2 separate regions of the Homo sapiens genome follow, and region 2 is linked to region 1. Evidence: chromatin loops called from intact Hi-C (ENCODE). Cell type or tissue: Caco-2. All regions are shown on one strand. Links, peaks and the distances in the headings refer to the core of each region. The heading gives the core; the rest is flanking DNA.

Evidence for each region. A loop is a pair of places that touch in the nucleus more often than their neighbours do. Peaks named below come from ENCODE experiments on the same cell type or tissue, not always from the same donor. Only the 100,000 strongest peaks of a DNase experiment are listed, where the experiment ranks them.
Region 2: it touches region 1 in a loop (4-fold over the local background); 3 of 110 quality-filtered maps call a loop at or near these places.

The regions. Positions count from the first base shown.
Region 1 is chr11:71,559,804-71,565,686 of GRCh38, forward strand. It overlaps KRTAP5-10 (keratin associated protein 5-10), which reads left to right and starts at 5,760. Exons shown (of 1, transcript NM_001012710.2): 1 at 5,760-5,883. The coding sequence starts at 5,785. In Caco-2, for the core only: a CTCF peak has its summit at 3,876 (motif pointing left); a DNase peak (open chromatin) is centred at 3,888.
Region 2 is chr11:71,452,196-71,458,078 of GRCh38, forward strand. It overlaps NADSYN1 (NAD synthetase 1), which reads left to right and starts at 1,008. Exons shown (of 21, transcript NM_018161.5): 1 at 1,008-1,186; 2 at 2,915-2,975. The coding sequence starts at 1,102. RefSeq lists a silencer at 737-1,106 and enhancers at 1,164-1,665, 1,666-2,165. In Caco-2, for the core only: a CTCF peak has its summit at 2,765 (motif pointing left); a DNase peak (open chromatin) is centred at 936; H3K4me3 peaks cover 1,278 bases.

The DNA of each region.
Region 1 (5,883 bases), core at 1,621-5,620:
AAAAAAAAAAAAAAAGAAAGAAAGAAAGAACACAGAAGAACAATGTTGGAGGGCTCACACTTGCCAATTTGAAAACTTACTACAAAGCTGCAATCATCAAGGCAGTTTAGTACTGGCATTAGAATAGATGTATTAAACCAGTGGGATAGAATTGAGAGCCAGAAATAAACCCTCGTGTAGATGACCAACTGATTTTTGACAGAGTGCCAGATTATTCAATGGAGGAAGAGCAGTACTTCAACAAATGGTGCTGGGAAACTAGACATCCACATGCACAGGAATGAGCTGAACCCCTACCTCACACCACAATAATTAATTCAAAATCGGTCCAAAGGCCTACATGTAAGAGTCAAATCTATAAAACTATTTAAAGAAAACATGACCTGGATTTAGCATGGATTGATAGATAGGACACCAAAAGGGCCAGCAACAAAAGAAAAATACAAATACATTGGATGTCATCAAAAGTTAAATATTTTTGAATCAAAGGATACTATCAACAAAGTGAAAGAACAATCTACATAAAGGAAGAAAAGATTTACAAATCAGATATCTGATAAGCGTCTAGCATCTAGAGTATATAAAGAACTTTTTCTTCAACTTTTATTTGAGAATCAAGCAGTACATGTGCAGATTTGTCACATGGATATATTGTGTGATGCTGAGGTTTGGAGTAGTGACTGTAGTACCCAATAGTTTTTCAGCCCTTGCCCCCTCCCTCCTTTCCTCCCTCCTCTTGTTCCCCAGTGTCTATGGTTTTCATCTTTATGTCCATGTGGACTCAATGTTTAGCTCTCACCTATAAGTGAGAATATGTGGGATTTGGTTTTCTGCTTCTGCATTAGTTCTCTTAGGATAATGGCCTCCAGCTGCATATTGCCGCAAAAGATATTACTTCATTCTTTTTTATAGCTGTGTAGTATTCCATGGTGTGTATGTACCACATTTTCTTTATCCAATCCACCATTGATGGGCACCTGGGTTGATTCCACATCTGTGCTTCTGTGAATAGCACTGCAATGAACATATGGATGCATGTGTCTTTTTGGTAGATTGATTTATTTTCCTTTGGGTATATACCCAATAATGAGATTGCTGGGTCAAATAGTAGTTCAATTCTTAGCTCTTTGAGGAATCTCCAAACTGCTCTCCATGGTGGCTGAAATCATTTACACTCCCACCAACAGTGTACAACTGTTCCCTTTTCTCCCAAGCTTTGCCAGCATCTGATTTTTGGTTTGTTTTGTTTTGTGTTGTTTCATTTTTTATTTTTTATCAAAAGCCATTCTGACTGATATGAGATGGTATCTCATGGTGGTTTTGATTTACATTCCCCTAATAGTTAGTGATGTGGAGCATTTTTTCATATAGTTGTTGGCCATGTGCATGTCTTCTTTTGAGAAGTGTCTGTTCATATCCTTTACTCACTTCGTAATGAAGTTATTTGTTTTTTGCTTGTTGATTTAAGTTCCTTGTAGATTGCAGATATTAGACTTTTGTCAGATGCACAGTGTGTGAATATTTTCACCCATTTTGTAGGTTGAGTGTTGACTCCCTGATAGTTTCTCTTGCTGTGCAGAAGCTCTTCCGTTTAATTACGTCCCGCTTGTCAATTTTTGTTTTTGTAGCAATTGCTTGTGAGGATTTAGCCGTAATTCTTTTTTAACAAGGCTGATATCAAGAAGGTGATTTCCTAGGTCTTCTTCTAGGATTTTTATAGTTTGAGGTCTTACATTTCGGTCTTTAATCCATCTTGAATTAATGTTTGTATATGGTGATCTGGTTAGCGGCCCAGTTTTATTCTTCTGGATGTGGAACTCAGTAATAAAAAGACAAATAACCCAATTAAAAAGTGGGCAAAGAATCTTAATTAGACATTTTCTGAAGAAGATACCCAAATGACAACAAGCATATAAAAAGACTCTGAGCATCATGATTCAACAGGGAGATGCAAATTGAAATCACAATGAGATACCATTTCACAAACACTAGGATGAATATAATGTAAAAGGTCAGACATTAACAAGTATTGGGGCAGGGTGTGCTTGTACCTGTAATCCCAGTGACTCAGGAGGCTGGAAGGGAGGATCCCTTGGGGCCACGAGTTTGAGTCTAGTATGGGTATCATGGCAAGACCTTGTCTCTACAAAAAATTAAAAATTTAGCTGGGTGTGATGAGGCACAACTGTAGTCCCAGCTACTGGGGAGTTTGAGACAAGGATTGCTTGGGTCCAGGAGGTTGAGGCTGCAGTGAGCTATGATCATGACACTGCACTTCAGCTTTGTCAACACAGTAAAACCCTGTCTCTAAAAAATAAATAAATAAAAATAAAATAAAATAACAACTGTTGACAAGGATGCAGAAACACTGGAACCTCCATGCACTGCTGTGGGAATGTAAATTGCTCAGCCACTGTGGAAAACAGTCTGCAGTTCCTCAAAAACTTAAGCAGAGAGTTACCATAGGGCCCAGCAATTCTGCTCATAAGGATGTTCCCAAGGGAAATGAAAACACATTCCATGCAAAAACTGGCACACCCATGTTCACAGCAGCATTACTCACAACAGCCAAAAGGTGGAAACAGTCTAATGTCTGCCAACTGAGGAATGAATGGTGTATTCATACAAAGGAAGATTAGTGTAAATAATTTATCATAGTAATGAAGTTCTGTTTCAGGCTGCAACATGGATGAACCACAAAACATTACACTAAGTGAAAGAAGGAAATTATAAAAGACCACATATCATATAATTTCACAGGTATGAAATTTCAAGAATAGAAAAATAGAGAGAGACAAAAAGTAAATTAGTAGTAGCCTCTGGCTACTACTAATGTTACCCATTTATCAGACTCAGGTGAGACACTCACATATGTCACAGGAAGTGGGTATACCAGTTACAGACAGGCAGCAAGGGAGAACAGGAGCCTCGGATTCATTGGGAGCCCTCTAGCCTCAGCAAAGCTTCCCAGGTGAGCTGAGTCTTATCCATGTGTGCCCCACTCACACCACAGCTGAGGGATCCCAGAAAGCCGCCTGCCCTCGGTCTTATGTCCCAGGGCTACAGGATTCACTGCACTAAAGCACGAAAGAATATCCTGTTTCTAGGAACTGGGACAAAGCCCGACTCTTCTGGCCAGTCCCTCCCTAACTCAGGATGTTGCATTCCCAGCATATTCTACAGTTATTCTTTTTCTTTCTTTATTAATATTTTAATTGAAGCATGATCATTGTACATGTTTATGGGGACCAGTGAGATATCAACTTCTTTAGCTTGCACCTGTGAGTGAGATCATGCAGTTCATCTTTCTGTGCCTGGCTTATTTCATTTAGCATAATGTCCTCCAAGCTCACCTGTATTGTCACATAGGGCAGAATTTTGTTCTGCTCTAGGGTTAAATAGAATTCCATTGTGTGTATACACCATCTTTTCCTTTTCATTACTTTTCCATGTTTTCCATTCATCTGTTGACAAGCACTTAGGTGCTTTCATATCATGGCTATCGTGAGCAGTGCTGTGATAAACATGGGGTGCAGATATCTCTTCAACACACTGATTTCTTTTCCTTTGGATACACACCCCATAGTGGGATTGCTGGGTTAGCTCTATTTTTAGCTTTTTGAGGAATCTCCATACAGTTTTCCTTAGTGGTTGTACAACTTCCCACTAACAGCATACGAGTTCCCTTTCTTCACTTCCTCTGCAGGATTTATTTTTGCCTTTTTGATAATGGCCATTCTGTGGGATGAGAGGACACCTCATTGTGGTTTTGACTTGCGTGTCCCTGATGATGAATGATGCTGAGCATTCCTTCAAGCTCTTGTTGGTCATTTGTACGTCTTCTTTCAGAAATGTCGGTTCAGCTCCCTCTGCAGTCACGCCTGAGAACCACAAGTGAGACACGGGGAGAATTGCATTGGTCTGAAGCCGCCTGGAGAACCGTCCTGTGGGGTAGTGAGTGGGGGGTACTAAAGGGCATGAGGTTATGAAATTTTCTACAACTGATTATGGTGATAGGTACACGGCTCTGTGAATATACTAAAAGCATTGAATTGTATACCTTAAATGGGAGAATTGTGTGGTATATGAACGATATGTCAATAAAGCTGTTAACAAAACAAGAAGAGGTATCAGAGAGGTTGGGGATCAGTGAAGCCGTGGTTGTATCAATGCACCAAGAGTTCTGGTGGAATGAAAGCACTGGAGAAAGTGAGCTAGAAAGAGGAGGGTGGCTGGAAGCGGGTGCATGGGACACACCCCACTGGGGTGCCCTGTGAAGAACAAGGGCACAGATATCACCACAGGGGTGAGGGGTGGGGAAGGATCTTTTACTTGTGTAAATGATCCCCACAGGGGCACTGCTTAACTGAGCAGTGGGAAGGAGGACACCATCCTCCAGCCCCCAGAATGGTAGAGCAACTGACAGCTTGCATCTTGAGCATGGAGAAGCTGCAGGCACCCAACTCCAACCCATGAGAGCAGCTGCAGGGGGTGAACCCTGCAAAGTCACGAGGGTGGAGTTCCCCAAGGCCTTAGGAGTCCACCCCTCACTCCAGTGTACCCTGGATGTGGGACTGGGAGTCCAAGGACATTATTTTGGAGCTTTAAGATTTAATGGCTGCCCTGCTGGATTTCAGACATGCATGGGGTCCGTAGCCCCTTCCTTTGGGCTGACTTCTCCCTTTTGGAATGGGAATGTTTACCCAATGCTTCTACCCTCATTGCATCTTGTAAGTAAATAATGTATTTTGATTTTCACAGGTTCATAGGTAGAAGGAACTTGGACTTGGGACTTCAGACTTGATGTTGGAATGAGTCAAGACATTGAGAGGACTGTTGAGAAGAGATGATCCTATTTTGTGATGTAAGGACATGAGATTTGAGGGGTCAGGGGGATAATGACATAGTTGGGCTGTCCCCTCCAAATCTCTTGTCGAAATGTAATCCCCAGTGTTGAAGGAGGGGCCTGCAAGGAGGTGTTTAGGTCATGGGGGCGGATCCCTCATAACTGGCTTAGCGCCATCTCCTTGGCGATGAGTGTGTTCACTCAGATCTGGTTGTTCGCAAGTGTGTGGCCCCTCCTCACCCCTTGCTCCCATTCTCACCATGTGGCGTGCCTACTCCTGCTTCGCCTTCCACCATGAGGAAAACCTCCCTGAGGGCCTCCCCAGAAGCTGAGCAGAGGTGGGTGCCATGCTTGTGCAGCCTGCAGAACCATGAGCCATTCTAACCTCTTTCCTTTATAAATTACCCAGCCTCAAGTATTTCTTTAGAGCAATGCAAAGAATGGTCTAACACACCCAGAAAGCTGAGACTGGTATGAGTAAAATATAAAGACCATGGATAACTTTTGAAATCTGAAAATGTAAAATTAATATTACTGGGGGAGTTAACACAGGAAAGATGAGAGCATGTGGGCAGAGGCTGTTGCCCATTGGTCACATGTGGTCAGCAGAGAGCAGGTGACCAGCACCCTGGAGCTTTGCAAGAAGTACCAGACAGCCTGGAGTTGAGGTTTTAATTATAGGGGCCAAAACAAACGGGGAAAAAGACAAATTTAGCATACAAAGAAAGTAGATGCTCAACTGAGCCAGGAGGAAGTCACTAGCAAAAAGGAAAAAAACAGAGCTCTGGAAAAATAATGTAAACAGTCACAAGAAAGGGACCCTGTGTCCTGCCTGACATCTGGACAGGTATATAAAGAGCCCGGGCTCAGGGAGCTCCACACCTGCACCTCCCTCTCACCTGCTCCTCTACCTGATCCACCCTCAATCTACCAGAATCATGGGCTGCTGTGGCTGCTCCGGAGGCTGTGGCTCCGGCTGTGGGGGTTGTGGCTCCGGCTGTGGGGGCTGTGGCTCCGGCTGTGGGGGCTATGGCTCT
Region 2 (5,883 bases), core at 851-4,850, 110 kb before region 1:
GAAGGAAGGATGGCCTCTTCAAGCAACGATGATGAGGCAGTTATTTATATGGGGGAAAAATGGATTCTACCGTGGGTGGACTAAAGAGGAAATGTGAAAAAATAAAAAGTGAGAAACCGCTGGTAGTGAATCGGTGCAAGCGCCCTGGAGAAGAGACTTGGCAATATTTAGTAAAGTCAAACAGCACGAACCCTACTACTCTGCAAAGCTGCTGCAGGAACTGGCGGAACGAGGTCACGAAGGAAACCTTGCCGGAAAGGAAATTGCAGCAGTGCCTGTGTGCGTGCGTCTGTTGGCAAAACGCTGCTAATAACGTCAATGCCCATCCGCTATTGAATAAACCTGCTTTACTGCCACTATGGAATACCAAACTGCAGAAAAATAATTAAAAGAACGTATCTCATATTACAGGGGAAAAAATCAAGTTGCAGAAGCACATTCAAGTGCAGTTCCTGTAGTTTCAGAAAAGGCAAACAGTGCGCTACCTGAGCTACTTACACACGTGGTACAGGAGTGAAAGGGGCAGGAGAGGGTTCCCAAGAATTCAGCGCCATCCGCCCAGGGTGGCGGGATTCCCAGCACGGAGAATCGATTGCTATCGTCTGCTGTCCCGCGGGCACGATGGAGCGCTCCTACCGTACTCTCCACTTTTGGTGTATTTGGAACGTTTCATGCCGTATTAAAATAAAACATGGCTAAGCTGGATGTGGGGTGGCGGTGTGGGATAAAATAGAGGGGTGCTGCAGCTGGGCGGTGAGCCCCCTGCACCTGTGCACCTGAACGGGTTTGCCCGCAAGGGCCGGGCCGGGGCCGGGGCCTGGGACGTGGGTGGAGCCGGGGCGGGGGCGGGGCCCTTCGCGGTGCCGTGAACGCTGAGGCCACCTCGCTGCGCAGGCGCGGTCGTGAGCTCCTCAGACGGGGCGGGGCGATCCGTAGGCAGGGCCTGACGCCGCAGTCCTCCTTGGCCGGAGCCTCAACGGATGGGCGGGGAGGGGGCGGGGCCGGGCAACCCGGAAGGTCCGGCGTCCCAGCCGCCTACCTCGCTGGGACCCTGGTCTTGCTGTCCCCCGCTGGCCTCCTGCCCAAGCGACTGCGGCCAGGATGGGCCGGAAGGTGACCGTGGCCACCTGCGCACTCAACCAGTGGGCCCTGGACTTCGAGGGCAATTTGCAAAGAATTTTAAAGAGTGAGTCTGGGGCGGCGGGGGCACCGGTTTGGGGTGGCGCACGGGCACCGTGGCTGGGCCCAGGCTTGCCCGTGGCGTGCTCACAGCCTTGCCCTGGGAAACTCTCGGCCCTGGGCATGGGATCAGGTGAGATAATGGGCAATGACCCCGCCAGTGGTACGTGCTCAGGTCCTCGTCGGGAAGTGAGTGTTTATAGTTCCCGGGGACGAGCGATATACAAGGCACGGTTAAGAAAAGTCTGGCGGCTTAGGCGGGAGGCCTGGGGATGGACCCGTGTTCTGATATCTCTGGGGTCCCGTGGTTGGGACTGAGCTGCCCATTCTCGGAGATATCTAAGTTGAACAGAATGGCTGCGCACTGGCGGGGATGGTGTGCAGAGGCCAGAGATTGATGGTCTCTGGTCCCCGTGGGCCTTCCTGGTGGGAGAAGGCGTCCCAGAAAGGGAAGTAGAAAAAGACGCCTGTCATCCCAGCATTTTGGGGGGGCCGGAGGGGGTGGAAGTCACCTGAGGTCAGGAGTTCAAGACCAGCCTGGCCATCATGGTGAAACACCGTCTCTACTAAAAATACAAAAATCAGCCGGGCGTGGTGGCCTCGAAGATAGGGTGTGGTTGTTGAAAGGTCACCATCTAATTTTCGTTCATATGGACGCACCGTGGAGGATGAAAAGTTAAACTATTACACCTGCACCTAAATGGGCAAGCCTGCAGGTGTAGTCAGGTTGCAGCTTGTCTTGCACTGGTCTGCTGACTGCAAGAGCCTTTGCCAGGAACAATAGAAACAGAATGTTTCAAGAGATGGCATCTAATCAGTATGTGCCCTGGATTATTATTATGATTATTATTATTTGACATGGACTGTCACTCTGTTGCCCTGGCTGGAGTGCAGTGGTGTCATCTTGGCTCACTGCAGTCTCTGCCTCCTGGGCTCAAGCGATTCTCCTGCCTCAGCCTCCTGAGTAGCTGGGATTACAGGCGTCTGCCACCATGCATGGCCAATTTCTGTATTTTTAGTAGAGACAAGGTTTCACCATGGTGGCCATGCTGGCCTCGAACTCCTGACCTCAAGTGATCCACCTGCCTTGGCCTCCCAAAGTGCTGGGATTCCAGGCATGAGCCACCGCAGCCAGTGGTTTTTTATTTTTATTTTTTAAATATCAACCTGCTTTCACCTCATTTGCTCAGAGCAAATCTAGTTGAACTGAAGAAGGCTTGGCCAAAACTAAGTTTCCACTCTGCCAGCCTCTCCTCCCTAGGTGCTTGTTGGAAGCTGCTGCCCAAGACCAGTAAGCCGATGGTGCCTGACAGTGGCACCACTGCTGGATCGTAATCCTCTAAGTCCTTTTTCCTCTAGATGGTGTTGGGCATTTCCTTGTTAATAAACTACCAGGGTCTGACTTCTTCCTCTTCCTCCGCCTCCTCCATGGTGCTAAGGGTCAGACCTGCAAGCCCTCCCTGTTTCTCATTTCCTGCAGATATAAGCAGGTATATGCAAGTATAAGCAGGTGCAGGCGTACTCGTGTATACAGGTGTATACAGGTGTATGCTGCCCTCTGCTGCCATGCTGTCAACAGGAAGCCTGACTGCATCCCGTCTGGGAAGGCACAGAGCATTTTTGTTTGTTGTTTGTTTTTTTTTTTATCCTACCTACTGCAGCAGGTTGTTTCATCTGTCTTTGAGTGTATAGGTGCTGAAATTGCTCCATTTTCTTTTTCTCTCTGTACTTACAGGTATTGAAATTGCCAAAAACAGAGGAGCAAGATACAGGCTTGGACCAGAGCTGGAAATATGGTGAGAACAGACACAGACACCCTGGGGTCGTCAGCTAGCGATACCAGCATCAGTTTTCCCCAGCTGAGAAGGCAAGGAAGGAGCAGGGACAGTCCTGAGAGCTGTGGACACGCCACACCCACTGTTGGGCCTGGTTAATGCCATTGAACACCTGAGCAAGGGCAGGCCCAGGGAGGCTGAATAAGTCTAGATTCCCATGTTGAGTAATTAAAAGAACTGACTTTTACCAGATGAAGGCCAGTTTCAAAGTTGGGCTGCTTCTGTGTTACCACTGCCCTTTTGCTGTGGTCTGAATGTTTGCGTCCCCACAAAATTCATATGTTGAAACCTAACCCCCAGATGATGGAATTAAGAGATGAGGCCTTTGGCAGGTGATTGGGTCATGAGGGCATGAGAGTGGAGCCTGCATGAATGGGATTAGTGCTCTTACAAGAGAGGCCCAAAGGAGCTTGTTGGCCCCTTCTACCATGTGAGGACACAGAGAAGGAGACAACCAGTCCTTACCAGATACCAAATCTGCCAGCACCTTGATCGTGGGCTTCCCAGCCTCCAGAACTGTGAGCAATACATTTCTGCTGTTTATTAATTACCCAGTCCAAGGTGTTTTGTTATAGCAGGCTGAAGGACCAAGACATATTCCCAGGTTTTCATTCCGTGATCTCAGAATCTTTCCACAAGCAAGCATAGGTTATCGTTTCTTATATGCCTTTTTGTAAAAATCAGGAAAACTGATTGCTTATTTCCCTTCTTGTCCCTTCAAAAACAAAAACAAAAATGAAAACAAAACAATGAGTAGCCACGTTGTAAGTCTCTTGTAAGCGATAGTCCTTTCTCATTTTGGATGTCAGCTGCCATCTGTGCTCTGCTAGTTTCCCGTTGGTCTTTAGGCCTCTGACCCGTTGTGGGATCTGGAAGTTCCTCTTCAGTCTTTGTCCCCTGCCTTAGTGTGTGTTCTTGCTTCTGGACTTAGAGTAAGCAGGAACTGTCTTCTCTTAGGAGGTTTTGTGTGAGTCCAGAGGCATCTTTCTCTAAGTCCTTCCAAGTTTCTTTCCTTCATTAGATTGATTTCTCTCCTTAGAATACCACCTTCAAATAGGGCTGTTTCTCCCATAATATCCAAGAATGTTTACTTTGTTCTTTAATTTGTCTTCATTTGATTGATTCTTTAAGAAATTCTTCACCTAAGTGCCAAGGGATCTAGGGTTCTGGGCTGTCTGATATCACAAAGCTTCGATCCTCTCCTGGCCCCGTGGCCGGATCTTCTCCTGGGCTGGACTCAAGGCCTGATCGTCTCGTGAGCCTGACCTCTCCTGGGCTGGTCCGGGGGCCTGATCCTCATGTCCTGTCTGCTGCTTGCCCTGGAGGAGCTGCAGTGGTGACAGCCCAGTCCCCCTGGCCTGATGTTGCCCAGATGCTTAGAGTTTACGTCTTCTTTTCTTTCTTCGTCCTAGTCTCTCTCTCCTATAAATGTTACATCCACCTCTCTCTTTCCTCCAAATATGGACCTGTTTCATTTTAAAAGTGGGAGGATGTCTAACTAAAGGCCCCCGGGATGGAATATTTGCATCCAGCAGGGACAGGGGCCCAGCTGAGCAGGTCTCCAAGTAGCTTACAACCTGCTGAGCAGGCTCCTGTGAAATATTCCAACAACTTACAGAGAGGAAACCGAGGCAGGAGAGGAGGGACATCACTTCACTGAGCACACCGCCTCTTGTTCTTACTGGTTAGAGGTCCAGCACCTGATACACAGGGAGGGCCCAGTGGCCCTAGAGCAGGCTGACTCATGGACCAGAGACCCTCTCACCTAGAAAAGTCAGCAGTTTCCTTTGAGCTGGTGCTGGAAGCTTTGGAAAGGGAAGGCTACCACCCAAATGGCCCCAGGACCAGCTCCTGCTGCTGACTCACCGAAGGGGTGAGAGGCCTCTGGTCGCTGGATGCCATGCAGCGGGACGTGTGGTGTTATAACGTTATTTGGTTTCACATGTGGGCCAGGACGCCAACAGGGCATGAAAACCCATGAAACGGATCCGTTGGAGGAGAAAGGACATCTCAGAACTCCATTCCCTACTGGGACATCTCCTGGATGCCTTTTCTATCTGAGAACTGGGCTTTTCCTCTTAGCAGAGCCAAGGCAGAGAGCAATGCTTTCCCAGATACTGAAAGTCACAATTGCTGGTTTTGGGGTTTATGCAGGTGTGTGCGAGGTTTGCTGGGCATTTGAAGTGTGCCTTCCAGGCTGATGTGTAGTAGAAAGGAGAACTTCTTGAAGAGTTATAAGTGTTCTACAGATACTCTATATTTTATTATGGGAACCCCAATACTAAGAAACCCAGCCTTCGCATTTAATGACACCACAGATTATTGAATTAATTCCTGTGGCTGCCGAAACAGATAGAAACAAACTAGAGGCTTAAAGCAACAGAAATGTATTCTCTCACAGTTCAGGAAGCCGGAAGTCCAAAATCAGGATGGCAGCAGCGTCTGGCTCCCTCCGAAGGCTCTTGGGGAGGGTCCCTCGTGCCTTTCCCAGCTCCTGGTGGTTCCAGGTGCTCCTTGGCTTGTGGCCTCATTGCTCCCATCTCTGCCTCCGTCCTCATGTTGCCTCCTGTTCTCCCTGTCTCTCCTCTCCTTTCTCTTACAAGGACACTTGTCATTGGATTTAGGCCCCCCTGCAAAAGCCAGGGTGATCTCATCTTGGGATACTTAATTTAGTTACATCAGCAGACTCTTCTTCTAAAATAAGGTCACCTTCGCAGGTTTCTAAGGTGGGGTGTGGACGGACCTTTTTGGGGTTCATCATTCAGCCGACTACAAGCATCTGTAGCAAGAAACACAGGGGCAGCTTTGTGGGTGGTTTTTCTGAATGGTTATTAGTGATCTTCTTTGCCAAAGAATGGATTTCTGTGGG